2 separate regions of the Homo sapiens genome follow, and region 1 is linked to region 2. Evidence: read pairs that join two places in POLR2A ChIA-PET (ENCODE). Cell type or tissue: A673. All regions are shown on one strand. Each heading gives the region's core, and the rest is flanking DNA. Links, peaks and the distances in the headings are about the cores only.

Region 1 (15,902 bases), core at 5,221-7,720, 440 kb after region 2:
CTTTTGTAACATAAATACATAGAGCGATAAATTTTCCCTTATATTCTGAAATACAAGGAATATATTTGAGATTCCCCACTCTGATAGTGGGGAAATTTTATACTATTTTTATATTCCTTCTTGTATAGTCTGTTTTTCTTGTATTGATATAGTTAAACAAGTTTTGGGGGGTTAATATTATATGATTCATTTTTTCCCATTATTAACTTTCAACTTTGCTATTTATTTTTGCTTAAAACAAAGCTCTTACATATAATTGCTGAATTTTTATTTCTAGTTCGGTATTTACAGTAATTTCTGATATATTTGGTTTTTCTGAATTATTTTATGCTTTCTATTATCTCATATATATATACACACACACATACATATATATGGATATATATATCCCTCTGTTTTTTTATTGGTATATGTACATATATCCCTCTGTTTTTTGATTGGTTAACTTTTCATTATATTTATTTTTTTAACTAGTTTGGAAATAGCATACCTTATTTCAATGCTTTTACTGGTTGCACTAAAAATTTTTCTTTTTTTTTATTGTTTTGATACCAGAAGTTTCCTTCTAGCTTCTTGCTAGCTCGTTGTTGAAACAAGGATATTTAAGTAATATTTATTTATATATTTTATATTTAAGTCGTAACTTTAATTCTTTTCTCTTTGGTAGACAGAGTAATTAGTGGGCATTTTTCTATAAAATAAATATAATTTAAAAAATTAAATAAAAGATATTAATTCAAAAAGATGTGAACTGAGTCTTTCAAAGACTACCTCTTGGCTACTAAGTTAAGCTTGAACTCAATCTGTGCATTCAAGTTCTTCTTTATTTGTCTTCAGCTATTCAATTGTTTCAGCAGATTTTTCATTTTGATACATAGTCTATACCCTGGACAAATATTAGTATTTACTTTCCCAAAAGTGTCCTGAATTCATAACTATTTTTGCAAATTCTGAAGTCTCTTCCTAAAATATACTCTGTCCCTCTGTGTTAAAATCCTATTCCAAGACCACTTCAATGGCAGTTCCCCCAGGAAGCTTATCTTTTATCTAGATTTTATTTTCTTCTTTCTTAACTCTCAAAGTTTTTTGTATGGTACAGTAGACTGAGAACAGGTTTTAGATTCAAACAGAATTAGGACGCTCTCATTTTGGCTCTGTTACTTGTTACGAGTGTGTGTGCTTAGGCAGTCTCTCTATGATTTAATTATTTATAATCAGGATTATATTATTTAAAATCGTATCTTATTTTGAGGACTTTAATAAAGTAATGCAATATAAAAATACCCAATGCTCAGTCAGTCCTATTTTTATTATTACCTTAGTTTATCCTATTTTATAGGTGTCTATATTAGTTTTATTTTCCACCAGACAGGTGCCTCCTTGGGAGATGGGATTCTCTCTTACTTATCTTGGTATGAACTGGCATAGTGTCTTATATACAGTATATGTTGAAGAAAGTTTAGTTTTTATGGAAATAAATTGAATTGAATATAACTGTTCATAGACCATGTGTCTGCTGCATGAGGGTGAAGGAGTTTTGGGAATGTTATCCCAAAATATGAAGTTTTGTTGTGCTGATTACTTTAAATTGAAGGCACCTGGGGACCAGCAGCAGCAGGCAGAGGTTTTCTCTGAATTTTTCTTATTGTTTTGATACCAGATACTCCAGAAAAAATTCAATTCATCCTGGATCTCCTCCCCAGGAAACTCATCATTGTGAGAAATTGACACATATCCCAGAAAAAAAGACCGGAAGTTAGCGCCACACCCAGACAGAATTTCTCACTGGTTACCACGTGCTCTTTGGGCCTATTCATTCTCTCCCCAAAATTATTTACTCCCCCTTAAGTGGCCTATATCCCACCACCCCTCTCTTCTATGAAAAGGATATATAAGCTTCTAAACTTCATTGGGTTACTGGGTACTCACTTTTCTTTCTGTGATGCCCCTGTGCACACAATCAATTTGTATGCATTTTGTCTTATTAATCTGTCTACTGTCGGTTTATATTTCATAGACTCAGTTACTGAACCTTCAGAGGGTAGAGAAAGAAAGGTTTTCTCTCTCCATTAAGGAAAAGGAGAAGTAGAGCTACCATTTGCAACTGGAAAGAAAGAGGAACAAAATCATATTGGTATCTTGAAAACTCCAGCTATTAACTAATAACATAGTAATCATCTTAAAATGTATAGGTATTTTATTAACTATCAATCTATCTCCCTACTTACCTACCTACCTACCTCTTTTTTTTTCAGAAACCACACTGTCATTGGAACACAGAGATGTAAGCATGCAAATGATAACATCTGTATATGTTATATTTCATGGAAATGATGTACAGTTTCTTTCCATTTGTAGTCAAGGTTATCATTGTACTATGCTTTAATTTGTAACCAAACCTCTAATTCTCATTATAAATTAACCAAAGTTAAATTACATCGTGATTTATGCAAAATCTGAAAAGAAGTGACTATGTAATTCTCAGAGGATGCTAAAAATCTCGACCGTACAATGCTTTTTTTCTAAGCAGCCTCAGAATCTTCTCTCCTCACCATTTTATATTCACTGAAGAGTCACTTGGGGAGGTAGTCGAATCAGTTAGGAGCATATACTTAGATGCTTGAATTCCCAAGTATTTTAGATGCTGTTTGTATTAAGGACAAATTAAGCTGAAAGTTGTAGTCTGGGGGGCTTTTGGAAAAGAAAAACCTGTGAGCAATTAATGGCTTGTTCAAGTTGTGCTTATGTGGAGAGCACAACCAGGCAACTTGTGAAGCAATTTATAGTAACTGGGGTAAATGAACCATGGTTAGAAGTAGAATTCATAAACTGTTTCCTAAACTGGTAATTAGCTAGAGATGTAACATGTAAAGTCAAAAACTGGAGGTGCTCATAGTACAACAAACCAGACTTGTTCTGTTGTCATTTACAGCTTAAATTAACTGAGTTTCTCAGTGTTATCTCTCGTTGGGAGTTGAGACTTATTTTATTATATTCAACAATTAAGAAAAAAGTGAAATCTAGAAACAAACTGGTGGAGTGGTCAAGAAAAAGAAAATATTTGAAGGACTTTAAAGAGGAGTGTTTAGGTTTTCCATCACCCTAAATTTGGAAAATATTAGGAACTGATATTTTGAGAGTTCCTGAAGTGTTTATCTTCTGATCTTCTGTGTTTAAGTGGATGCCATTAATTTAGATATTTGTGATCATCGTTATACTATGTAAACATACTGTTGAAAATGGAATTATTTGAAAATGTGAGAATTTTTTTCCCATTCTCATTCAACTATTTGGCAGAGTGTGAGTACACTGTTATTCAATAAATTTGCATTATTTTGGGTTATTAATTCTCTTAAAGAGACCAAGCTTAGAAATATGGATAGTACGGTTTACATGTTTGTCCCCTCCAAACCCTATGTTGAAATCAGATTCCCAGTGTTGGAGATGGGGCCTGGTAGGAAGTGATTAGATCACAGATGCAGATCCCTTGTGAATGGTATAGCATCATCCCCTGATGATAAGTGAGTTCTTGCTCAGTTCACTAAATATGTGGTTGTTTAAAATACTCTGGGACCTCTTCCCATCTCTCTTTTTTTTTTTTTTTGAGACAGAGTTTTGCTCTCATTGCCCAAGCTGGAGTACAGTGGTACAATATCAGCTTACTGCAACCTCTGCCTCCTGGGTTCAAGTGATTCTCCTGCCTCATCCTCCCGAGTAGCTGGGATTACAGGAATGCACCACCACGCCCAGCTAATTTTTTGTATTTTTAGTAGAAACAGTGTTTCACCATGTTATCCAGGCTGGTCTCGAACTCCTGACCTCAGGTGATCCGCCTGCCTCAGCCTCCCAAAATGCTGGGATTACCGGTGTGAACCACTGCACCCAGCCTTCTTATCTCTTTTGCTCCCACTCTGGCCATGTGAGGTGCCTGCTTCTGCTTCACCTTCTACTTTGCTTGTTAGTTTCCTGAGGTCCTCACTTGAAGGAGATGCTGGCATCCCACTTCCTGTATGGCCTGTAGAACTGTGAGCCAATTAAACCTCTTTTTCTTTATAAATTACCATGCCTCAGGTATTTCCTCACAGTGATGCAAAAGAGAAATGCATAAAGTGGCGTTGAAAATTATCTATAATCCTCTTCTCAGAGATAACCTGTGAACAATTAGCTGCATTTATTTCCAGTATTTTTAATGTATTTGTGTCCATGCAGACATTTTCTCTTCAAATGAAATTTCTACCGTGTTCAATGATTTCTTCCACTGATAATATACCATTATTTTATCATTGTCCTTAAGTACTCATCAAAAATGTAATTAAAAAAGCCCACAGTGGGCTGGGCAGAGTGGCTCACACGTATAATCTTAGCAATTTGGGAGGTCAAGCTGGGAGGAGTGCTTAAGCCCATGAATTCAAGACAAGCTTGGGCAACATGGTGAGACCCCATCTCTACCAAAACAAATTAAAAAAATTTTCCAGGCATGGTGGTGACAGTGTGCTCTTGTGGTCCCAGCTACTCGAGAGGCTGAGGTGGGACAAATGCTTGACCCTGGAAGGTCGAGGTTGCAGTGAGCTGTGTATGTGCCACTGCACTCCAGCTTGGGTGACATTGTGAGACCCTATCTCAATAAAAGCAAACCTACAATGCTTCTACAATATATCTGTTTTTTGTAAATCTTTAATTTTTCCTATATGGACTATGACTATATTTACTTGCGTTGCCACCATGATTTAGAATGCTTTCAGCTTTTTGCTTTGCAACTCCTGATATTTATTAACTTATTTGTACACACACCCATACACACACAATTTTTTTGTATTGTACTTAAGCATGATGATGATTCTTTTTATATTTGCTTGACATCTTGTTACCAAATTTATGACTATCAGTTAACTGTCATGCTTAATGTGTGTTTGTGCTTTAAACTCTCTTGTACTCCTATGTCTATAGGCCTATTTTTGCCAATTGGCAATATTTTCAGTTTTATTTGTCTCTTTTTTCTCTCAGTGCTCCAGAATCTGTTCCCCAAATATTAATCTCAAGGTCAGTTAGGTACACAGCTGTAGTCAAACGCTCAAGGTCTACTAAGGCTATAATGAAGCTCAACTGGACTGAGGTGAGATGTTTGTCAATTTCCATTTTCTAGTCCTTAGTCGTATCTAGAGGTAAATTTACTCCTGAAAAATTAGAAACGGTATATAGTCCTTCTTTTGCTAGAAGTAGTACACGGAATTACATAATTTCCAGAATCCATGAATTTCAATTTTTCCTCAGTATCACCATTTGTTGACATTATGCTTTATTTGCTAATCACTTGAAATCCTAAGATTTATGTCCTCTCTCACCCCATTGCTGGATTCATAATGTCCAAAAAGTGTTGGATTAGTTCAGATGGGGTGGAATACGGACATAGCATCTTACCACCTTGCAGGTGGGAGGGAGGTTCAAGCCAGCTTCTGTAGTAAGATGCAATTTCTGAATTTAGTAGATATGGACATAAAGTAGAAGTGAGTAAAATTTTTCCTCTGCTGGTTTCTTAATTGACTTCATTAAAGTTTCAGAGGTCTAGCTTTCAACAACTCATTGATAAATTCTTAATTTAGCTCATTTCTATATGAAACGGTGATTCCTCCCAGAAGTCAACAATTCTTAATTTCCAATGCTATATATTCTTAATTTCCAATGCTGCTATGACTGTGTTTTCTTTCCTTTTATATTTTTCTAATAAAATATAATAAAATGCTAATGCTTTATATTTTAAAATTTTTTCTAATAAAAAATTAGCATTCTAAGGAAAAGATGAAGAAGGTGACTCAGGCAGAGTCTTGTGCAGTTAGCTTTCACTGAAATCAGGAAGTCAGTATCTTAATCTCATCATAATGAATGTAAGGCCATTTCCTTCTCATCCCCTTAAGTTCATGGATAGGAAACAGCAAGAAACCATCCCTGAGTACTAAGGCATCTTATATAGTAAGCAGTTTATAGTTACTAAATCTTATAAATTCAGATATAAACCTTTCTTCCTTTAGGTAAACAATGCCATTTAATCATTTTATTTCTTTTGAAAACATAGATATTAATTCACATATAAATTCAAATTGTACATTCTTGATTTATGAATGCTAATTTTCTTTCATTATACAATTTCTTACACACTAAGGAAAACCCAGATACTTAAAGTTTATATTGTTTTACGTTCTTAATATGTAAAAGACACTGTCACAGAGGAAACAACAAAACAGCTTGTTCATTAGCAAACCCAGCATGTAGGTGGAAACAAAGGGACAAAAACAGGGCCCTAATTATACCCATGAATTCTTCTTCCATAGATAAAATAAGAAGACCTTGCTTTCTTCTCAGCAACAGTGTCCTTTAGGGCTTTTGTTAAGAACAGATTTTCCCATATGTCTCTGAGTCAGTATGTGAGCTTCATCATTGTTGCCTAATAAACACAACATGAATTCCCACTAGAAGTCAAATAATGGGTATTTCTAGTGCAATTTTCTATGCGTGTTAAATAAGTTGAAAATTTTGCCTTTCTGAAGCTCCTTTAGTGAGCAGGGGGCCATTATGTCAGATTTTGGACAAGTCTTTGCTTAGATTACAGTCCCATAAAAGAAAAATTATTCTATAATACTGCACCTCCATAGGATAATTTTATTTTTTTTGTATGCAGGATTTCTTAAGCACCAGTTTGAATTATAGTCCATTATCTTCATAACTGTTACCTTACTCTGCCTGGGCATAAAAACTAGTGCTTAAAATATGTTGAAATTTCAATAATTGTGAATAATTTTAAACATATATGACATTCTATGAGGTTCAACAACAGTTTATATATGCACTTATGGAAAGGAAACAAAATAAACTATACCTTTATCAAAAACTATGTATTCTTCATTTTAGCTAAGATTGTCTTTGTCCACAAAAAGTACAGGAAATTGAACATGTAATAATGAAGACTTAATATTTGTGCACTGCTGGAGTGCTTCTGGATGATTATATTTTAACAAAAGTTAATGGCCAAGTAATGGAAATAATGAGCTGGAGTGAAAATCCAATATGAGTTTGATGAGCAGAACATTCTGAATGAAGGTCTGCTAGAGGAGAAAATCCCTGTGGAATATTTTACTTACTAGTACTTCTGGAGTTTATTAGTTTCAGTATGAAAAGGGAAATGATTGATACAGGAACCTAAGTGACTGTGTGCCAGTAATCTTCAAAAGTGAAAGTGATGGGGGGAAAACCTGGAGAGCCCTTAAAGAAAAACAGTGAAAAAAAAAGTCTTTAAAATACTTCATTTCTATTTCCATTAACTCCCCATGTCTATTTGTCTATTTGCACATGGCCTATAAAATGTTAATGGAACAAGTAAATATTTGGTCGGCTAGGACAGGAACCTATTCCAAAGACATTGAGCTAGAAATAGGTAAGGGAGATGAGATTTTCAATGCCAGGAATAAATGACGACAGGTTTGGGGCTCTGATGAACAAAGAATAGTGATTTGCGGACATAGATTGATGAATAACAAATTTATGACATAAAAGATGTAAAAGACTCCTTTAGTCCTTGGAAACAAATCTTAGGTATTCTTTTCCTTAATGACTGGAGAAAGAAAGGAGAATGGTAAGCATTTCCAGACTACTGATAACAGAAATGGATGCCAGTATTCTAAGATTCAAAGGTACAAATTATATTAATACGGTTAGGCTTTGTGTCCCCACCCAAATCTCATCTTGAATTATAATCCCCATAATCCCTATATGTCAAGGGAGAGATCAGGTAGAGGTAACTGAATCACGGGAGTGGTATTCCGCACGCTGTTCTCGTGATAGGGAATGAGTTCTCATAGATCTGATGGTTTTATAAGGCACTCTTCCCCCTTTCCTTGGCACTTCTCCTTCCTGCCTCCTTGTGAAGAAGGTTCCTTGCACCTGCTTTGCCTTACGCCATGATTGTACGTTTCCTGAGGCCTCCCCAGCCATGCTGAACTGTGAGTCAATCAAACCTCTTTCCTTTATAAATTACCCAGTCTTGGGCAGTACTTTATAGGAGTAGGAAAATGGCTTGATACAGATACCATCATTATCACTATCACCATTACCACCACCACCACCATCATCATCGTCATCAGTATCATTATCATTATACATAACATTCACTGAGTACTGAGTAGATGTCATACACTAGGCAATATATTTTACATGTAAAATTTCATTTAATTCTCACAACCCAATCAGCTTACTCTTTTAATTTAGTAAGATAATAAATTAGGTAACTTACTGAAACCTCATAATCTGCAGGATAAGCAGAGCAAGTAAGTCCTCTTTTCATACACTGGTTTATACTTTTACCAACAACGTTAAAGTGCTTTGCAAATCATAAACGCTACGAACTCATAAGCAGTCATCATCATTATTAGTAATAATGTGATTTACTATCTGAAGGGAGTTCATATTGATCATTCTGTGATATAAATAACAAACAAATGTAAACAAATCTTAGCTCTGATGTAATCCATTTTCTTGTATATTTTAGTTGTATCATTTAGGGCCAAATGAATGAAATGTTTGGTAATATATAAGCAGGCAGCTAATTTGTTAATCATATTTTTTTCTAAAAGTCATATTATTTTCTAGTTATCAAATTTTCAACTTTAGAATAATGATTTCTAAATTTCCTTAGCAAAATATATACACATAAAAAATACTGTGTTTTGAAGACACTGACCTTCAAGAAAACAAAGAAAACTAAACCTGGCAGATTTACTCAAAACGTGGTAGAAAAAAATGAGCCAAATGGTTATTTGGCACTCTGTTGACAAATGACGAACTATAACCTTCAGTTGTTCTATCATTTTCAATCATTTTATTTACAATTTAGAGTTAAATTTAAGTAATGCTAAATTAAATTTACCTTTGAGATTTTCTGACATATTTTCAGATGATTAGATTATATTTTCCTGCAATTAAGACTATATATTACATTTTTATGCCATTGCTCTGGACATAATTTTATGCTATGAAAGCAATTGACGTATTTTGTTTTTTTAAATATTTCTTTTTGATCTTATTTTATTATATTTTTGAGACAGGGTTTTGCTCTGTCATCCAGGCTGGAGCTCAGTGGTATGATTATGGCTCAGCTAAACCACCCAGGCTCAACCCATCCTCCCACCTCAGCCTCTTGAGTAGCTGGGACTATAGGCGTACACCACCATGCCTGACTATTTATTTAAGTTGTTTTTTCTTCTTTTTTATTTTTTGTAGAGATAGGAGTCTTGCTGTGTTGCACAGGCTGGTCTCAAACTCCTGGGCTCAAGTGATCCTCGCATCTTGGCCCCCCAAAGTGCTGGGATTATAGGCATGAGAACTGTACCTGGCCTGAATGTCTCTTTCATAATATACTATTATGTTAATTCCTTTTCCCCAATATAATATTATTATTTATTTCTTATACAGAAACTGCCATTTGCTGTTTCAATAGTTCTTTGGAATGAACCCAAAACAACAAAATTTTTATTGAAGGACAACACTAACTCATTCAACATTTTTGTCTCAATTGTTGTAGGTTGGATGAGTGGGGCACATATTTGATGTAGATCATATGAGTGATATTTATATTTATATTCCAATAAAATAAGCCATGATTTGAATCTCCACACCCAATGTAAGTTATAAATTAAAAAATGACACAAACTTTTTGAAGTCTTAACAGTTTTCTAACACCTCTGTTTCCATTTAAATTTATATTTAGAGCTGTAATCAAATGGTTGGTGTGCATTATAACAGAAAAGCAATCTAAAATTTCCTCAAGAAAATAAGTTGTCATTGTAACTGAGACTTCTTTTAAAGAATGTAAAATATAGGCATTTGACATTGTTAAGTTTCTAGTCATAATTTTAGAATGTACAATTTTTCAACTATGTGTCTTCTTATATTATGGAATTCTGCCTATTGCTGTTGAAATCTTAGCCTCTTATTTAATATTAAGTGTTATTATTTTTTGTAGTGAACTACATTTTTCTTCTTAAAACCTAGGGCTGCCAGATATGGTAACAAGTCATTCAATAATAAAAATGGTATTTTGTAAGTGTGCCTGTCAATATTAAGAATAAAAATGCAATATATGTCTGGGCTTTGTTATTCAATAAAGCCAGTTTATTGACCTAAAACATGTAGATCAAGGTAGGCAGAATGCTAAGGAAATGTGGCTGAGCCTTGCTTTTACTTGAATAAATTAAAAAAAAAAATTACATTTTAGCCTTCTTCCTAAACAACACTTTGACTGGAAGTATTGACATCTAGAAAAAATTGAGTGATCTGAGTTTCAGGTCAATGTATCTTTCTCACTAACCCCAAGGGTTAGCAGTAAAGAAAGGAAGAGAAACAAGAAAGTTGAAAAATTCACAAACTGTATTTTTCAACATCTGAAAAATAAAAAATTTAGTAAGCTTATGTTGTTGTAATAGAATACTCATAATCCTGTTACTTCTCTCAATACTTTTGCTTTGGTAAAAGAGGTTCCACCCTAATTTTTTAAACTCACCATGTGTCATTTTTCAACAGTTGATGAAGAACATTCTTATTGTGAACTGAAATAAATAGGACAAAACTCACATGCCACCCAGAAACATAAAACAAAGTCATGCATTTCAGATAGAATGTTTTGCGTAGATAAGGCATATATATTTTAATGACACTGTAAGCTTTTTAATACGTCCAGAAAAAATAACCTAGCAGTGTAAATTATTTGTTCTTACTATGCAACAAAACAATTTTCTTCTACTTTAATTAGGTTTGTGCAGTTTTTTAAAAATCATAGTGTTGTGAGCAAAAATCCACTAATATTCAATCACTATCTGATCAATTCTGTCATAGGCAACAATGATCTCACAATTTGTCATTTGCTACCCGCCCCCCAACCTAAGAATGAGAAATTCTTTTTAAAACAAGTTGTACGATGTTGGGGCTCAGAACATGATACCCCAGAATATGGCACAGAGTACCTTGACCTGAAGAAGACTGAAAGGACCTTGGAAGCAGGATATTTTTGATCTTCTCCCATCTGTCCGTTTCAAACTCCTCTTTCTCTACTGAAGAGAATGATAGAAACCAGAATTCTCTCCCCCAAGGCAGATCATAGAAACTATAACTTCCCTTCGTCAAAGCAAACTATAAAACCTAGAAAGATTGACCTTCTCCCTTCTCCCTTGAATTGTCTCATGTGACAGGTGATTTGTCCTACACCTGGAGGAAAGGAATACCACACAAAATGGCCAAGAAGAATCTGAACACATAGGCCTTGGTGGATTTCCCCTCTCAGTCTATAACCATTAGATCACATACTTTTTGTCCAATCATATTTCTACACGGCTCTCTATTCTTCACTGAACCTAAGCATAAAAAGAGTTTTCTCTAAGTCTTTGGGTCTTCATTTCTGAAGGCCCCTGTGTCACACAAAACTTTGATTAAATAAATGTGTTATGTTTTTCTCTTGTTAGCCTGTCTTTTGTTTTGAATGACAGCCTTGACCCTTATGATAGGTCTTTTGGTGTAAGAGTGCCAACGACGACCCATCCCAATCCCAGGTGATCACCCTTTCCAAGAAGCATAGATCTTTGGGTCTAAGCTGAAGCCAGTAATTCCAAAAATTGTTTAATCTGAAATAGACTATTTAAATCAGTGTCCCTCAGATTTGATGGAAAACAAAAATACTCTATTTTTAAAAATTTTTCAAAATGTTTCACTGTTACTTAAGAAATTATTCAAGTGAACCGCTAATGCAGACTTAAATTATTTTAATTATATTTTATGTAGATTGGGACAAACATAAAACAAGTCATAAACTCCTTATACTTCTAGATCAATTAAACAAAATCTAATACAGTACAATATTATTTTGACATAATAGAGGATACTATTTTGTCAAAGTTGAATCACCATTTGTAATACCAATATATCAATAATAGTAGGACATGGAACATTTGAATTTGGTACAAATAGATTGCCATGTGATGATTTGATTCCCTCATGATTTTTTCTCCATTTGTACTCCTGTGATATCCTTTGGCTTTAGTTGCCAAAGACAAATGTTTACATATTAAATATTCCTCTGCTCACTTCTCATTTGCCTATGGCACTAAAAATAATCCTATACTATTTTGCCTAAATATGACCTGGATAAAAAGACAAGCATTGGCATAAATATCACATGAAAGTATTCTGTCATGATTATCCAGAAGATTCACATATGTTTTTATCATTTGTATTAAAATCAAATTAAAACACAATGCTTAAAAATTATCACAGATGATTTGTAGACCTCCTAAATGCAGAAGCAAGATGAAAAACAAACAAAAATAATTAGTTTAATTAAAGAGTACTTTCTTCAAAACCTAGTGAAATATCCAACTTATGCTAAAACCCCATGGAGTCAAAGAAGACTGACCATTTTGAAGTCAAACTTTGGGTTCTTTTAAAATCACTATATAGGCAAAACCATGTTTCAATCAGTTCATAAAATACGTCTCACGGTACTGCAAGACTCTTTCTTGCATAGTTTGTGTGTGTCACCTGTAACCTCAAAAAAGTCTAATGTTGAACTTGAATTATAAAATAGATTCTAACCTTTTGTTTTCTCTAACTGCTCTGTCTCCTTTCTTCCAAGAGATGGTTGGTTTTGGAGAGCCTTGGGGTTTGCACTCTATGACAACTTCTTGGTCTTTGGTAACAATTATTGTTTTCTTCAGTTGATTCAGTGCAAAAGTGGGAGCTGAAGCTATTAAAAAAGCAAATGTTAGTTTCTACCAGAAGCAATGACAATAATCTCTAATGGGTGATTCATGAAGATCTTGTAACTTTTTCTTCTGGGAGGCATTTCTCATAAAATCATAGTATATCTACACATGAAAAAGGCAGTAGCTCAAAATTTTACTTATTATTAATTAATATGTACCTTAGTACATTAGCAGGTGATTTCATACAATATGGGATCTACAGGTAAAGGCTATTTCAAAAAATGACATGTTCTAATTATGATTACCAACTTCAATTATGAAAGACTAGTGAATGACCTTGGCAAAAGAGCAAAAGGCTAACTGACAGAGTCCATTTGACCTTCCTTTGGTAAGATGGAGGTGACCTGCGAAAAAGACAATCCTGTGTCTTCCATTTCCCATCTACGAATCTTAATTTATTCTGTATATTACTTTAATATTATAAAACATTAAATGTTTTATATAATACATTGTTTAAAAATTAATTTTTAAAATTGAATTATTTGAATTTCAATTAGCAATTTTACTTGTAATTTTTCACTTAGGTTTGATCATTCATTCATAAATACTGTGTATACTATAATTTAGATCAAAACACTTTTGAATCTAAAAGAGAACCTGAAAGATGTCTACAAGTCCACAGTATCTGTGACATTTACTTTTACCAATCTGATATTATATGTATTTCATATTATATATATAAAATATATCATATAGCAACATAATGCATGTCACAACATTGAAAAAGATATGTATAGAATTGAGATAGGTTAAGAGATTTTTTAAAACCAAAGAAATTAGCCAGGCCTGGTGGCTTATATCTGTAATCCTAGCACTTTGGGAGGCTGAGGTGGGCAGATCACTTGAGGTTAGGAGTACAAGACAAGCCTGGCCAACACGGTGAAACCCCATCTCTACTGAAAATGCAAAAATCAGCTGGGTGTGGCTGTGGGTGCCTGTAGTCTCAGCTACTTGGGACGCTGAGGCAAGAGAATCGCTTGAACCCTGGAGGCGGAGGTTGCAGTGAGCAGAGATGGCATCACTGCACTCCAGCCTGAGCGACAGTGAGATTTTGTCTCAAAGAAAAAAAGTTAAAAAGCTAAAGAAATTTATGAGGAGATAGTTGCAAGTAACTTTTTTTTTTTTTTTTTTTTTGCCTCCTGGGAATAGAATTTACAAAAAGTAATTTTGAAAATATTTCTTGTGAATGATAAGGGTTTGAGAAATGTTTCAGGGCTACTAACTAGGTGAAGGGTGAATCAGCCTTTTAATTCAGTGCTATTATACTGTGAGTTGACAAGAAAGTTCATTAACATTTGATTGTTTAGAATGAAGGAGATTGAAAGGAAGAATCCTGTAACTATTTTGGATGGATTTGTTGTAATGTGGAGAAATTTCAACTGCAAATATTCATAATTCAACAAATCACTTTAGGATGTATTACATTTAGCTGATATGTAAATGGTGGGCTCCAAGATTCCTGAGATCTTTGGTGTTTCTCTTAAGTTATGCTTTGAGAATTTAAATTTAAATGGGGAATAGAAAACACACTTGGGCTTCTGCCCGCTTTGGAAAGACAATGAGTGAGTATCTTTCTTTACATTACAAACATCCCTGAACCAGTTTAGGAAAAAATCAAAGTGGGAAAAGTAAAATTCATTCCAATGGCTCATATATGCTTTTTCTGGGTAGTCTATTTCACTGGATGGATTGTTTCCTGTAGTATTTAAATAGTGAAGAAATGCAGTGCCTGGGTTACATTCTTATCAAGGGTGTAACCCTATGAGATTGTAGTGCCTGGCATCAGGAAGCCTTTCCCTGTTAAGTAAGGAAGGTATTAGTTGATGCCCCATGAGGAGAGAGTGATTTAGCCTGGAGTCTTGCTTTGCAGGAGCCACACAGCTACTGATAGGAACTGCCTGGGAAATTATTAAGCATTGCTATGGGAGCATGGACAGGCTGCTGGAATTCTATATTCTGATCTCCTACCCTCAAGGCATTCTTCCTTGGAAGTTAACATGTATTTCTTTATATGATTTTTTTAAGTGCTATAGCAAAGACGTATTGTGTAAACCTTTTAAGATTAAAACTAAAGTTAGAAAAACTATATGAACAAAAAGTTATGGGACGAACTATACACAACATAAACCTGTCTACTAAAGTTAAAAAAAATCAGCAAGACATAGTATTTCTTTTCAAGCCATAAAATAGATTTTTACAACCACATCATAAACCTTCAGTATAGTAAAAATTAGAGCATGAAAAGAAGCAAGGTTTTTTTTTTCAATTTATTCACTTAGAAACTGCATACCTAGAATCTTCAGCTCAGCACTAGCGTAAATGGCTCCATACTTATTTTCAGCCAAACACTGATACATTCCAGCATCTGATTGATTCACATTGTGGATCATCAATACTCCATTAACCATCTCAACCCTACTCTGTAATGGAATTAAAAAAATTAGATCTAGAAAGTAAACAAATAACATGGATTTTATGGGTATTCTCTCCTAGACTAAGAAAAAACAAGTTTGCAATTAATACAGTTAAACATTATTTGGCCACTTAGCAATGTAAATGTACTGTTCATTATTTTATTATAACATGCCACTTGTAAATTATAGTTATTTATTGGTTGAAAAAGAAATTACAATTTTTTTGTAGTTATTCTGACAAGTTTTACTTTCAGTTTGGTTTTTAAAGTGAGGTGTCTTTTTTGGTACACTAGTTGAGCTTGTGAAATATAATCAGCAGGTGATGCTTTTATTTGCATTCCGTTTACAAAGGGAAAGAAGGATTCATATAGTAGAAAAGACTGAGGTTGTAGACACATGAGATCAAGGTTAAAAATAGCCCAGGTCATAAGAACAATCCCTTTACTATATGGATCCAATCAGGAGTTTGCCATTTTCACTCACTTCCCAAAAAACTAACACAGATAGAAAACTGCCTTGTGACTCGATTCTAGATAAAATTATTGGTCAGACAATATACTTCAGTATCATAAGATAGTATAAAAAACAAAAAATTGAGCATGTGCAAATTAAGGTAACCTCAAGTCAAGAGCATATTTCAAAAACAAATTTAAATTTTAAATGTTGTTAAACCTCCAAATGTCTTGTCTAC
Region 2 (15,902 bases), core at 7,883-10,382:
CTCTGTCAAATGCATAGTTAGCCAATATTTTCTCCCATTCTGTAGGTTGTCTGTTCACTCTATTGATGGTTTCCTTTGCTGTGCAGAGGTTAAGTTTAATTAAATCCTATTTGTCAATTTTTGCTTTTGTTGCAATTGCTTATGGCATCTTTGTCATGAAATCTTTGCCCGTTCCTATATCCAGGATGGTATTGCCTAGGTTGTCTTCCATGGTTTTTACAGTTTTGAGTTTTACATTTAAGTTTTTAATCCATCTTGAGTTAATTTTTGTATACGGTGCAAGGAAGGGGTCCAGTTTCAATCTTCTGCATATGGCTAGTCAGTTATCTCAGCACCATTTATTGAATAGGGAATTCTTGCTTCATTTCTTGTTTTTGTCAGATTTGTTGAAGATTAGGTAGTTGCAGGTGTGCAGGCTTATTTCTAGGTTCTCTATTCTGTTCCATTGGTCCATGTGCCTGTTTTTGTACTTAGTACCATACTAGTTTGGTTACTGTAGCCCTGTAGTATAGTTTGAAGTGGGGTAGCTTGATTCTTCCAGCTTTGTTCTTTTTGCTTAGGATTACCTTGGCAACTGGGGCTCCGTTTTGGTTCCACATGAATTTTAAAATAGTTTTGTTCTCTCTAATTCTATGAAGGATGTCAATGGTAGTTTAATAGGAATACCACTGAATCTATAAATTTCTTTTGCGCAGTATGGTCATCTTAATGATATGGATTCTTCCTATTCATGATAATGGAATGTTTTTCCATTTGTGTCATCTCTGATTTCTTTGAGCAGTGTTTTGCAGTTCTTGTAGAGATCTTTCACCTCCCTGGTTTGCTGTAATCCTAGACACTGTATTCTTTTTTGTGGCAAGTGAATGGGATTGGATTCCTGATTTGGCTCTTGGCCAAATTGTTGGTGTGTATGCATGTTAGTGATTTTTGCACTTTGATTTTGTATCCTGAGACTTTGCTGATTTTTAAAAATCAGCATAAGGAGCTTTGGAGCTGAGACTATGGGGTTTTCTAGATATAGAATCATGTCATCTGCAAACAGGGATAGTTTGACTTCCTCTCTTCCTATTTGGATGCCCCTTATTTCTTTCTCTTGACTGATTGTCCTGGCTAGGACTTCTAATACTATGTTGAATAGGAGTAGTGAGAGAGGGCATCCTTGTCTTATGCCTGGTTTCAAGGTGAATGCTTCTAGCCTTTGCCCATTCATTATAATGTTGGCTGTGGGTTTGTCATACATGGCTCTTATTATTTTGAGGTATGTTCCTTCAATAGCTAGTTTATTGAGAGGTTTTAACATGAAGTGGTGTTGAATTTTATTGAAAGCTTTTTCTGCATCTATTGAGATGATCATGTGTTTTTTGTCTTTAGTTCTGTTTATGTGATAAATCAAATTTATTGATTTGCATATGTTGAGCCATCCTTCCATCCCAGGGGTAAAGCCTACTTGATCATGGTGGATAAGCTTTTTGATGTGGTGTTGGATTTGGCTTGCTGTATTTTGTTTAGGATTTTTGCATTGATGTTCATCAAGGGTATTGGCCTGAAGTTTTCTTTTGTGTGTGTGTCTCTGTCAGGTTTTGATATCAGGATGATGCTGGCCTCATAGAATGACTTGGGGAGGAGTTACTCTGTCTTAATTTTTTGTAATAGTTTCAGCTCTTCTTTGCATATCTGGTAGAATTCAGCTATGAATCTGTCTGGTCCTGAGCTTTTTTTGGTTGTTAGTCTGTTACTGACTCAATTTCAGAGTTTGTTATTGGTCTGTTCAATGACAGACCTGGTCTGTGTATTTCAGTGTGTTTCTATACTAGCTGATAATGGGCTTTATTTTCCATATTTAGTGCTCCCTTCAAGAGCTCCTGTAAGGCAGGTCTGGTGATAACAAATTCCCTCAGCATTTGCTTGTCTGAAAAGGATCTTGTTTCTCCTTTGCTTATGAAGCTTAGTATGGTCAGATATGAAATTTTGGGTTGGAATTTGTTTTCTTTAAGAATATTCAGTATTGCCTGCCAATCTCTTCTGACTTGTAGGGTTTCTACTGAGAGGTCCATTGGGCTGATGGGGTGTCCTTTGCCGGTGACCTGACCTTTATCTCTAGCTGCCTTTAACATTTTTCTTTCATTTCAACCTTGGAAAATCTGATGATTATGTGTTGTGGGGATGATCTTCTTGTGAAGCATCTTGCTGGAGTTCTCTGCATTTCTGAAATTGAATGTTGGCCTTCCTAGCTAAGGTTGGTGAAGTTCTCATATTCTGAAATATGTTTTCGCAGTTGGGTTTATTCTCCCCATCTCTTTCAGGGACATCAAGGAATCATAGATTTGGTCTCTTTACATAATCCCATATTTCTCAGGGTTTATTATTTCTTTTCATTCATTTTTCTGTATTCTTGTCTTCCTGTCTTATCTCAGAAAGAGTCTTCAAGCTCTGAAATTCTTTCTTCTGCTTGGTCTATTCTACTATTAATAATTGTGATTGCATTGTGAAGTTCTCGTAGTGTGTTTTTCAGTTCTATTAGTTTGGTTACAATCTTCTTTATACTGGCTATTTCATCTGTCAGCTCTTGCATTGTTTTATCATGATTTTTAGCTTCCTTGGATTGGGTTTCAACATATTCCTGTAGCTCAATAATCTTTATTTCTATTCATATTCTGAATTCTATTTCTGTCATTTTAGCTATCTCAGCCCAGTTCAGAACCCTTGCTGGAGAGGCATTGTGGTCATTTGGAGGAAAGAAGGCACTCTGGCATTTTGTGTTTTCAGGGTTCTTGCACCAATTCTTTCTCATCTTTGTGCGCTTATCTCCCTTCAGTCTTTGAGGTTGCTGACCTTTGGATGGGTTTCTTTTTTCTTTTATCCTATTTGATGACCTTGAGGGTTTTGTTGAGGTATAAGGTCGATTCAGCCAACTAGCTTTGTTTCTGGGAGATTTTATGGGGCCAACACTCAGCTTTTAACTCCTGGACCATGTTCTCTAACTCTGGGGGACCTCTATTGGGCCCCAACTTTGTCCTCTGGCTCCTTGACATCAGGAACCTACTGTGCTGGGGGAGCCGAGTTGTGTCAGCTGCCATAGTGGTGAAGGCACTGCAGCTGGGTGAGGTGGGGGGCCCCTGATGGCAACTCTGTGCAGTCAGGCTGGAGGTTGTTGGCTTGGGGGTGGGGTACTTGTGGGCACAGGCCTGGGTCCCTTCTCTGTGTCCTGCTAGCTGGAGTGTTTGCTCAGGGCAGGGGAGGATCTGCTGTTCTCTGCACAGTTTTAGCGCAAGGGCAGGGCACTGGCAGGGGCAGGGCTGGCTGGCTCTGTGCCCACCAAGACTTTGTCTGCGATGACAATTGCCAGTGGTGGGGAGTTGGGGGAGCGCACTGCACTCCTACATGCTGGCAGGGCAAGAAAAACAACAACTTGCCCTGCAGACAGTGCCAGCAAAGGGGGAGTTTCCGTGGGCCTGAAAAAAAGCTGCAATATGGGGAGGGAGCAGGTGGGCTGGTGGCTGCAGGGGCTGCCCCACTGGAGCTCTCTGCTAGTCAGAGGAGGCCAGCAGATCAAGGGGTGTTCAGGTCTGACCAAACCTGTCTGATGAGCAAGACACCCTGCAGATATCAGGTATGACAGTTCTCCTAGGCTAAAGTCTCCTATGGAAGCAAGTCGCATCTAGGGGTATGGCCATTGCTGGCTTTGCTCTGCTACAGACACTCCCATACCCAACCCTCTGGGCTCCACATCAGCTGGCTTGGTGCCCCTACCACTTCTCTAAGCAGCTCTCTCTGCCAACTCGAATGTTCATGGTGGTCAAGGAGTCTCCCCCTGCCAGAGTTCCAGAGGCATGTGGTGAGAACAGGGTGCTCCTTGCCAGTTCAACTCACCTATTCCCGGAGAGCTGTTGTGGGCCAGGAATGCTTCCTGGTGTGTGGTAGCCCTGTGCTGGGTTCCCAGCTTTTTTCCATTTCAGCTTCTGTATCTTCTTTCCAGCTTCTGTATCTTCCCTCCATCCACTCTCAGGACTTTCCCTCTGAAGATCTGTCAGGGACATGCCAGTCATCTTGGTCCCTCGATGGGTGGTGTTCCACCTGGCTGCATCTAGTTGGCCATCTTACCCTCCACTCCGATGTCACTCTTTTTACCGTGTAAATGTTCAGTTTTCTCAGAATCATTTATTGAGGATTATCCTTTCCCTATTTTGTATTCTTGGCAGCATTGTTGAAGATTAGTTGACCCTATATGTGTGTATATTTATGGCCTATCTATTCTGTTTTACTGGTATATGTGTCTTTTCTTATGCCAGTATCACACTGTTTTGATTTCTGTAGCTTTGTACCTAAAGACTTTTGTTGTTCTTTATGAGGTCCTGTAGTTCCACATTGTAATGTTTGAGGGCTAAATTTTCTCATTATTGTCCTATACCCTTCAAAGCTGGTCATTTATGCTCAATATGTCTTCTATTTGAATCAAGGCACTATGGTAGACACTGTGGAGGATATATGTGGTACCGAGGTCCCTTCAAATATTTTATTCTCTTTGATACTATTATAAATTGGATTGTTTTCTTAATTTCTTTTTGAATTATTGTCGTTTGTGTAGAGAAATGCAGCTGATTGTTGTATGTTGATTTTGTATCCTGCAATTTTACTACAGTTGTTTATTTGGACAGCTTTTATTTAGGTAAAATCTTCAGGGTTTTCTTTTTTTTTTTTGAGATGGGGTTTTGCTTTTGTTACCCAGGCTGGAGTGCAATGGCATGATCTTGGTCCACTGTAACCTCCACCTCTGGGTTCAAGCAGTTATCCTGCATCGGCCTCCTGAGTAGCTGGGATTACAGGCATTCGCCACCACACCTGGTTAATTTTTGTATTTTTAGTAGAGACGGGGCTTCACCATGTTGGCCAGGCTTGTCTCAAACTCCTGACCTCAGGTGATCCACCTGCCTTGTCCTCTCAATATTCTGGGATTACAGGCGTGAACCACCATGCCCAGTCAATCTTCAGGGTTTTCTATACATAAGATAATGTCATCAGAAAACAGACAACTTTTTTCTTCCTTTTTGTTTATTTTTTATAAGTTATTGGGGTACAGGTGGTATTTGGTTACATGAGTCAGTTCTTCAGTGGTGATTGGTGAGATATTGGTGCACCCATCACCTGAGCAGTAAACACTGCACCATATTTGTAGTCTTTTATCCCTTGCTTCCCTCCCACTCTTCCCCCCAAGTCCCCAAAGTCCACTGTATCATTCTTATGCCTTTGCATCCTCACAGCTTAGCTCCCACGTATCAGTGAGAACATATGATGTTTGGTTTTCCATTCCTGAGTTACTTCACTTAGAATAATAGTCTCCAACCTCATGCAGGTCACTGCAAATGCTGTTAATTCATTCCTTTTTTTGGCTGAGTAGTATCCCATCATATATATATATATATATCTCACAGTTTCTTTGTCCACTCATCGATTGATGGGCATTTGGATTGATTCCATGATTTTGCAATTATGAATTTTGCCGCTATATACATGCATATGCAAGTATCTTTTTTGTATAATGACTTTCTTCCTCTGGGTAGATATCCAGTAGAGGGATTGCTGGACCAAATGGTAGTTCTACTTTTAGTTCTTTAAGGAATCTTCACACTGTTTTCCATAGTGGCTGTACTAGTTTACGTTCCCACCAGCAGTGTAGAAGTGTTCCCTGATCACCACACCCATGTCAACGTCTACTATTTTTTGATTTTTTGATTATGGCCATTCTTGCAGGAGTAAGGTGGTATCATATTGTGGTTTTGATTTGCATTTCTCTGATCATTAGTGATGTTGAGCATTTTTTCATATGTTTTTTGGCCATTTGTATATATTTTTTTGAGAATTGTCTATTCATGTCTTTAGCCCACTTTTTGATGGGATTGTTTGTTTTTTGCTTACTGATATGTTTGAGTTCCGTTCACTTCTTGTATCGTTTTTTGGATTTCCTTGCACTGGGCTTTGCCTTTCTCTGGTGCCTCCCTGATTAGCTTAATAACTAACTTCCTGAATTCTTTTTCAGGGATTTCTTCTTGATTTGGATCCATTGCTGGTGAACTAGTGTGATTTTCTGTGGATGTTGAAGAGCCTTATTTTATCATATCATATCAACCAGAGTTGGTTTTCTGGTTCCTTCTCATTTGGTTAGGCTCTGTCAAAGGAAAGCTCCAGGGTTGAGGGCTGTTGTTCAGATTCTTTTGTCCCATGGGGTGTTCCTTTGATGTATTATTCTCCCTCTTTTCCTATGGATGTGGCTTCCTGCACAAGCTACACTGCACAAGCTGCAGTGATTGCTGTCTCTCTTCTGGGTCTAGCCACCCAGCAAGTGTACCTGGCTCTAGGCTGGTACTGGGAGTTGTCTGCACAGAGTCTTGTGATATGAACCATCTATGGGTCTCTCAGCCATGAATACCAGCACCTCTTTTGGTGGAGGTAGCAGGGATGTACAATGGACTCTGTGAGGGGTCATAGCTTTTGTGGTTTAATGTTCTATTTTTGTGCTGGTTGGCCTCTTACCAGGAGGTGGCGCTTTTCAGACAGCATCAACTGTGGTAGTATGGAGAGGAACCAGCGGTGGGTAGGGTCTTAGAACTCCCAAGATTATATGCCCTTTGTCTTCAGCTACCAAGGGGGTAGGGAAGGACCACCAGGTGGGAGCAGGACTGGGAGTGTCTTAGCTCTGATTTTCCTTGGGCAGATCTTGGTACAGCTGCTGTGGAGGATAGGGGTGGGGTTTCCAGTTCAATGGAGTTGTGTACCTAGGAGGATTATTGCTGCCTCTTTGGAGTCATGCAGGTTGTCAGGGAAGTGGGGGAAAGCCGGCTGTCAAAGGCCTCACACATTTCCCACACAAACCGAAGGGCTGGTCCCATTCTGACCATGCCCTACTATCAGCCTCGAGTCTTTTTCCAGGTGGTGTGCAATCCTGGCTGGAGAACTTGCGCAAGGCTACCTGCCTCCCAGTTGTGAAAGAAAAGGGCTTGGTGCCTCCCCTGCCTGTGGAGTCTGCACACTGGATTGGCACCCACCTCTGAGTTCTGGCCAGGAGGCTTCTTGCCCCATTCAAATTGTTACAAAGTTCAGCTGGAAATTACCTTCTCCCTGTGGTGTTTTCCCCCTACTCCTCTGGCTGCCCTCCTGATGGATCCTTGTGGTGCCAGGCAGGAATGGCCTGCCTGGGGACCCAGTGAGCTGCCAGGGCCTTTGTGATGCTTCCTCTACCCCTGTATTTCTCTTGGCTTTCTAAATGGACTCAGCTCCAGGTAAGGTTGGAAATTTCTCCCACAAACAGGCTTTCAGTTTCCCCAGTGGGAGTGTGTTTTCAGGAGGGAAGGCTCTCCCTTTCCCACTTCTGCAGGTGGGTCACTTACAGTATTTAGAGTGTCTCCCAGGTCCTAGAGGAGCAGTCTGCTTGCTTCAGAGGGACTGTGGATCTTCTCGAGATTGTCGGTTTGTTCTTGCAGTTGATTTGGAGCTACCATTCACAATGTGAGCCTCCGCACGCTGCTCTGTTCTTCTGAGTCGAAGCTGCAATCTAGTCCTGCCTCCTGTCAGCCATGATGATTCTTCCTTTTTAATTGGATGCCTTTTATTTGTTTTTTCTTGTCCCCATATTTTGTTATTGATGTTACAATTTTAATGTTTTTATATTGTGTATCCACTAATATATGATTGCAGCTATGGTTATTTTAATACTTTTGTCTTTGAACTTTTCTACTAGAGGTGAAAGTGCATCACCATAGAGTATTCTGAATTTGACTATATACTTACTTTTATCAGCAAGTTTTAATCAGCATCCTTTCATTTCAACTTGAACAATGTCCTTTAGCATGTCTTGCAAGGCAGGTCTAGTGATGATGAGCTTCCTCACCTATAGCTTGCCTGAGAAAATTTTTATTTCTTCTTCATTTTTGAGGTATAGCTTTGCCAGATATAGTATTCTTGGTTGGCAGGTTTTTTAGTTTTTCTTTTGGCAGTTTAAATATATCATCCCTCTCTCTCCTGGCCAGTAAGGTTTCTGCTGAGAAATCAGCGGATACTCTCATAGAAACTACCTTGTATGTGATTAGTCAATTTTCTCTTGCTGATTTCAAATTTCTCTTATTTTCTTTGACTTTTGATAATTTGATTATAATATTTCTCAATATGATCTTCTTTGGATTGTTCCTATTTGGAGACTTTTGAACTTCATGAATTAGGATGTTCATGTCCTTCCCAAGATTTGGGATGTTTTCTGCCATTATTTATTTTAATAATCATTTTGAGCCTTTGTTGTCTCTCTCTTCTCCTTCTGGACTTCCATAACACATAATTTGGTTCATTTTATGATGTGTCATAATTCTTGTAGGTTTCTTTATTCTTTGTCATTCCTTTTTTTCTTATCTGACTGGCTAATTTCAAATGATCTCTCTCAAATTAACAGCAGTTTAAATTTTAAAATTTCATTCATTGTATTTTTGAGCTCCAGAATTTCTGTGTTTTATAATTTCTGTTTCGCTGTTGAACTTCTCATTTTGTTCATTTCTGATTTTTCGGATTTTGTTTTATTGTCTATCTGTGTTCTCTTGTATCTCACTGAATTTACTTCCTTAGATTGATTATTTGGAATTCTTTGCAAGGCAATTCATGGATCTTTATTCATTTGAGTCCAATTACTGGAAAACTATTTTGTTCCTCTAGTGGTATCATGTTTTCTTGATTTTTCATGTTTCTTGAGGTTTGGGATTGCTGCTTTGCATTTGAAAAAGATCACCTCCTCCAGTCTGTACTGCATGGCTGAAGGAGAAAAATACATTCACCATTCAACCTGGCTAGTTACCCTGGGTATTCCATAGACCTTTTTATGGATGTTCCCATTCCATTCCTTTTGTTCCTTCTTGGGAGAGAAAAATCTTAGGATTGTATTACTTCTCTCAATCCTGTACAGCCAGGCTGAATGTTGAGAGCCTCCCATTTATTTGCCAAAGGGTACCCTAACATGTTAAAAGTTAAGAACCTTTTTTCAGTCTAACAGAGTTGAACCAGCTTTCTAAGATGTACTGCCTTGGGGGTAGGAGTGATGTGGGGCAAGTGAAACTGTTTTTCTTACTCTCTTAAATCCATTGATTCTCAGTTTGTTTGTTTTTTCTCCAAGGGAGTGCTGGCACCTGACTGCTGGACTCCTGGGCTCCTGCAAAGATACTCGTGTTCATGGATGCTTTTGGGGAGGGTTGGTATGAGGGCTAAAATATCTCTCTACCATCTTTCTGACATCACTCCAGCCAGAACTTCTTGATATGATCTTTAAAATGGTTTCAGAGCTCTCATCCAATTACTTTAAAAGTGATTAATATTTATTCCCTAAAGCAGTTTTGACAGAAAGTTCTCCTAATGACAATATTGTCAGTGTAATAATAATAGCAGGAAAAAGTACTTAAGGAATAATTAATAAATTATTTCTTAAATACTTACTCACTTTCTGTTTTAGTCAAGTGTGTCATGATGGAGAAGGAAGATATGTCCTTGAAGAAGCTCTGTTCTGTGGTTTGAATGCCTGACTCTCCTCCAAAATTTACATTCGAATTTAATCCCCAATGTAGTAGTATAAAGAGGTGGAGCCTTTAGGAAGGAACTAAATTTTGAGGGGAGAACCCTCATGAGTAAGAGTAGCAACTGATATGGTTTGGCTGTGTCCCCACCCAAGTCTCATCTTGAATTGAAGTTCCCATAATCTCTACATGTTGTGGGAGTGACCCAATGGGAGGTAATTGAATCATGGGGGTGGGTTTCTCCCATGCCATTCTCATGATGGTTTTGTAAATAGCAGTTCCCCTGAACTCTCTTGCCTGCCATCATGTAAGACATGCCTTTGCTCCTCCTTCGCCTTCTGCCATGATTGTGAGGCCTCCCCAGCCATGTGAAACTGTAAGTCCATTAAACCTCTTTTTCTTTATAAATTACCCATTCTCAGGTATTTCTTCATAGCAGTATGAGAACAGATTAATACAGCAACCTTATAAAAGGGATGGAGGAAACTTTTTAGCTCTCTTTTTATGTCCTTCTGCCTTTTGCCACCAGAGGATATGGCCTAGATTCCCCCTTTCTACCATGTGTGGATAGAATAAGAAAGCCCTCACCAGCTACTGAATGTCAGCACCTTGATCTTGAACTTTCTAGCCTCCAAAATCTGTGAGGAAAAAAAAAATTTTAATACCCTGACTTGAAACTCATGTGAAAAATAAATTACCCAGTCTAAAGTATTTGGTTATGGCAGCACTAGCAGATTAAGACATTTTGGGTCCAGAAGTTAAAGATGGACCCAATTTTTCTTCACTGATTTTCTTATGACTTTAAAAAAAACTTGATCTACTCAGCTTTTATGAGAAGTAGATATCATATCAATATTGAGAAAAAAGGTAGAATCAGAAGAGTCCTAGGAAGGATGGGTGGAAAGAATAGATCTTTCTGGGAACAAATCCTAAGGAAAGATACTAATATTAATAGGTCCAAATTCAGATTAGTAGACCCAGATATTTAAATACCTTTGTTGTAATAGTGGGAAAGGTAAATGGCAGTAATTACTGCAGTAATTCCTGCTCAGGCAGGAGTTGGAGAAACTTAACTGTTTTTGGAAAAGTGAATTGGAAAGATAAAAGGTTAGAATGTATAATCATCATTCTGTTTATATGCCTTGGGCTTAGTTGATTTACCTGAAGCTCTAATCACACTAGCTTGAGTGTAAATATAGGGAATATCAATAATAAATAATGTGATAACTTTCACACTGTGGAATTCCTTCATTAGAGAAGGTGGCTCTATTATTGGGGCAGCAGAAATAGGGTAACAGAAAGCATAGAAGGTATGAGATTAGTTTGATTCCTAGGTAGGCCAGGGTCTTTTCAGGGAAGTGATGGGGTTATTTTCAGCACCATAGTTAGGACTTCTTTTGTTGTTGTTGAGATGAAGTCTCGCTCTGTCACTCAGGCTGGAGTGAAATGGCGTGATCTCGTCTCACTGCAACCGTCGCCTCCTGGGTTCAAGCGATTCTCCTGCCTCAGCCTCTTGAGTAGCTGGGATTACTGGCACCCACCACCATGCCCAGCTAATTTTTGTATTTTTAGTAAAGATGGAGTTTTACCATGTTGGCTGGGCTGGTCTTGAACTCCTGACCTCAGGTGATCCTCCTCCCTAAGTCTCCCAAAGTTCTGGGATTACAGGCTTGAGCCACTGTGCCTGGGCATAGTTAGGACTTCTAATTGACCTTTAAATTTTATCCTGGAAGTTGAGTGTGAGGGTGTGGAGGAAGTCCTATGGATTCTGGCAACAAGATGCCAGATACTTTTCTTTCATGATACCAAGTTATAGCTCATCCATAGATTCAGGCTTGTTGAATGCACTGTTTCTCAAAGTATGGTCCTTGGTCCAACTGCACCAGAATCTCCTAAGGGTATTCATTACAATTATAGATTTCTTGATCTCACCTCTTGAGGCTCTTTACAGTTGTCTTGAACTGAGGCAAAAGGAACAGGTCTTTGTATTCTTGTATTGAGCAACTTTTGAATATGATTGAGGTGAGAGCGTGACCTTGGATTAGGCAGTTTTCTTTAGCTAAAGACAATTGTAATCATCCACATCAGTAGTTAACATACCCCATAGCTGGAGGAATGAGTGCTTCTGTCTGAAGCAACCACTATAGTCCATCCCTTGCACTAGTTGGGTATACTTGTTTCAATCAGCAAGTTCATCTCATTGGTAAAATCTGCCTAGGATTCTGAGTGGTCTGTGTTCTGGAGAAACTTTTGAGAGGAAGGTAGTAAGATAAATTATAGTCCCAGTTACTGAAACTACTCTTGAGATGCAATGAGTACTCATTTTCTCCCTCCTCTATCATCTACTCTAGATTCCTCTTATTTTGGCTAGTAGCTTTGCTGGTCTAGGAGGATTGCTTGTTTGAATAAACCAAACCCTCATCCCAAAGGGGTGTGAGTCTCTGTAAGTATGTTTTTCTTAGACTGTTGTTGTTGCACTTATTCATTTACCAACAGAATTGGGAAGGCAAATACCAACAGGGACCCTGATAGATCACCTGGGTGCCAGATGTATTCCTTCCTGTGGCCATTGTGTAATAGCATCCTTGCCTCTTCCTGAGGATCAGGGTTGATTGCACCTGCAGATATGGTCATTCTTTTCCTTGTAACCTGTTATCTGTGGTGAGGAAACTGAAATAATGACTGGGCATCAGCCATTCCTTAAAGTTCAATAGGACTTTTACTGTGTCATCTATTGGAAGCTTTCCTATTCTGGGAAACCATGTCCTCTAGAATTACAGAACTTAAAGTTGTAGGTCAAGAAGTGATGATACTTTGACTTCTATCCTTTGGTTCCTAGGTCTGTGTATTCTACTTAGTGAGGATGCAGTACCATACAATAGGGATTTATTTAGGATATATTTTGCCCTATAAAGAATGGTGCCTCTCAGCGTTGCATCTTCAAGCTGATATCTCAGTTTCATCTTAAAAAACTCCTTTACCACTCTCTCAGGCTGATAGCCATTGAGTAACATGGAAGTGCCAGTAGATCTCATCATTATGTGCCCACTGCTATATCTCCTCTGCTTCAAAGTGAGTTCAATAGTCTGAGGCAGTATTTTGCAGAAAATCATGCTGCTGGTTCTTAAACTCTATAAGCCAACATATAGTGGGTTTGGCTGAGGTATTGCTGGCATGATAGGCAAATTCATACCTAAGTATGGTCATTTCCATTTAAGATTGCCGTAGTTTGAATGTTTATTCCCCCAAAAATCTTGTGTTGAAATTTGGTCCCCAATGTTGGAGTTGGTGCCCAGTGGGAGGTGTTTTGGTTATAGGAGTGGACCCTTCATGAATAGACTAAATGCCCTCTCTGTAAAGGGTGAGTTCTCACTCTATTAGTTCCCACAAGAGCTGGTTGTTAAAAAGAACCTGGCATTTCCCCTTTCACTCTCTCTTGCTTCCTTTTTGCCATGTGATCTGTGCATACTTTGGCTCCCCTCACCTTCTGCCATGACAGGAGGCAGCCTGGTGCTGGCATTATGCTTCTGGCATTATGCTTCTTGTATAGCCTAGATAGCTATTAACAGAAATCCCCAACCACTTTAAACAAAAAATAAATTACCCTGCCTCAGGTATTCCCTTATAGCAATACTGAATGGACTAAGACAGAAAATTGGCACTGAGAAGTTGGGTGTTGCTATAAAGATACCTGAAAATATGAAAGATACATTGGAACTGGGTAATGGGCAGATGTTTTAAGAGTCTAGAGGACTCAGAAGAAGATGGGAATATGAAGGAAAGTTTGGAACTTTTTAGAAACTGGTTATGACCAGTCTGGTCACTGGTTAGAATCAAAATGTTGATAGAATATACGCAGTAAACTCCATGCCGAGGAAGTCTCAGATGAAAATGAGAAAATGATTGAGAACTAGAGCAAAGGTCACTCATGTTACCCCTTAATAAAGACCTTGATTGCCTTGTGTCTGTGACCTAGGGCTTTGTGGAAAGCTGAAATTAAGACTGATGACCAGGATTATCTGGTGGAAGAAATTTTTAAGCAGTAAAGCATTCAAGAGGTGGCATGGCTGCTTTTAAGAGCTTATAATCAGATACAGATGCTGCAGCAGAGGAATAATCTAAAGGTGGAATTTATAATTTAAAAGGAAGCAGAGTGTTAAGTATTTGGAAAATTCACAACCTGGATGTATTAGAGAAGGAGAGAGCATTTTCAAGAGAGAGGAATCTAAGAGTGTTATGGAGCAACCACTTGCGGAATAGATTAACATGACTAAAAGGAAGCAAGGTGCAAATAGTCAGAATAATGGGAAAAAAAGCCTTGAAAACATTTCAGAGATCTTTGAGGCAGCATCTCCCATCATAGGCCCAGAGGCACAGGAGAACAGAATCGTTTCAGGGGAACAGCCCACAGTACCACTGCCCTGAGCCACCTTGGGATGCTGCTTCCTGCATCCCAGCTGCTCCACGACCAGCCAAGGCTCAAATGGCCAAAAGTACTGCTCAGGTTACTGCTCTGAAGGGCCTAAGCCATAAGCCTTTGCAGCATCTGCATGATATTAAGACTGCAGGGGCCAAGGACGCAAAAGCCATGGAGGCTTGGCAGCTTCCACCTAGATTTCAGGAATATATTGAGTACCCAGGCAGAAGTCTGATGCAGGGGTGAAGACACTGCAGAGAGCCTCTATGATGCCAGTGCCTAGTGGAGTCATGGGAGTACAGGTGTCACCCTGCAGACCCTAGAATTATAGAGCCACTGGCTGTCTGCAGCCTCAGCCTGGAAAAGCTGCAGGCATTGGACTCCAAACCATTACAACAGTCACATGGGCTATACCCAGAAAAGCCATGGGGTTGGGGCTGCCCAAGGTCTTGGGAGCCCACTCTGGCACCAGTGTGCCTAGAATGTAGGACATGAAGTCAAGGGAGATTATTTTGCAGATTTAAGATTTAATGTCTATTCTGCTGTGTTTTGGGTTGCGTGAGGCAAGTCCCCCTTTCTTTAGGTCTATTTCTTCCTTTTGGAATGGGAAAGTTTACCCAATGCCTGAACCACAATTGTGCCTTGGAAGTAAATAACTTGACTTTGATTTTACAAACTCACAGCTTTAAGAAAGTTGCCTTGAGTCTCAGATGAGACTTTGGAATTTAAGTTTGTGCCAAAACAAATTAATATTCTTGGGACTATTGGGAGAGGACAATGGTATTTTGCAATGTGAGAAAGATATGAAATTTTGGGGACCAGGGGCAGAATGCTGTAAGTTTGAATGCTTGCATCCCCCATACCTTGTGTTAAAATTTGATCCCCAATGTTTGAAGTGGTGCCTAGTGGGAAGTGTTTGCATCATGGAGGCAAATTCCTCATAAATAGACTAATGTCCTCCCTGGTGGAGGGGAGGTGAGTGATTTCTCACTGTATTGGTTCCTGTGAAATCTGGTTGTTAAAAAGAGCCTGGAACCTTCCCTCTCACTCTCTATTGCTTCCTCTCTTGCCATGTGATCTCTGCATACCTCGGCTCCTCTTCACCTTCTGCCCAGAGTGGAAGCAGCCTAAGGCCCTCACCAGAAGCAGCTGCTCGTGTCATTTTTCTTGCAGAGCCGGAAGAACTGTAAGCCAAATAACCCTCTTTTCTTTATAAATTACCCAGCCTCAGATATTCCTTTATAGCAACATTAAACAGACTAAGACAAACATAAATTGCTGCTCCTTAGAGTATAAAGAGTCCGGTTTAATCAACTTGCAATCAAGAGGTTAGTCAGTCTCTGTAAGAGATGGTGCCATATCAGGGCCTCAATGTTGGGTTCTGTTTCTCACCGGAGAGACATTTAGCAATGCCTGTAGCTAGATCAAGCCTTGATGAAAGAGAAATAATGATACTGAGCTTGTGGTCTCCATTATCTCCATTCCTTTAACAATGGCCGTAGGGTAGCTGATGATAGAGTCTGGCTGATGTCAGCTGGTTGACTTATTTGGTCTACTTAATTGTTGTCTGTTTTCCATTGTTGTGTACTTGATTGGAGGCTCTCTGGTGGGCAGTTCTATGAAATACAATGATTATCACACTTTTGTGCCCACTTTTATAGGTTCTTCTAGACTTCTCTCTGATACTCAAATATTTTTCTTTCTAGGTCCCTGATCAACCAGTCAAGCCGTTCACCACCGCTCGTGAGTTCATTTATATTCTTTCCATGACCACATTTCTTTCAACAAAATGACTGACTAGGCACATTCCCAAAGTCTCCTTATTGAGAGATGATCCATCACTGCTATCTTTAAGGCCATCCCTGAGTGGGGTTATAATGCAGCAGCTTAGCTGTGCATCTGTGGCGTGCACACACATACTGACTTCTCAGAAGTCAGTATGTGAA

The links. ChIA-PET counts read pairs that join two places held together with the same protein. Peaks named below come from ENCODE experiments on the same cell type or tissue, not always from the same donor. Only the 100,000 strongest peaks of a DNase experiment are listed, where the experiment ranks them.
Region 1: POLR2A ChIA-PET joins it to region 2 with 6 read pairs; 2 of 35 experiments call an interaction of 5 or more read pairs at or near these places.

The regions. Positions count from the first base shown.
Region 1 is chr11:100,071,020-100,086,921 of GRCh38, reverse strand. It overlaps CNTN5 (contactin 5), which reads right to left. Exons shown (of 25, transcript NM_014361.4): 12 at 15,088-15,217; 13 at 12,628-12,778. The region is part of intron 1 of LOC105369456 (a long non-coding RNA gene); the gene reads left to right. Among named protein-coding and RNA genes, the nearest start is that of ARHGAP42, 610 kb to the left of the region's middle. In A673, for the core only: no CTCF peak of the experiment used is centred there; DNase peaks (open chromatin) are centred at 5,901 and 6,321; H3K4me3 peaks cover 355 bases; H3K27ac peaks cover 2,094 bases.
Region 2 is chr11:100,516,477-100,532,378 of GRCh38, reverse strand. No RefSeq gene overlaps it. Among named protein-coding and RNA genes, the nearest start is that of ARHGAP42, 160 kb to the left of the region's middle. In A673, for the core only: no CTCF peak of the experiment used is centred there; no DNase peak of the experiment used is centred there.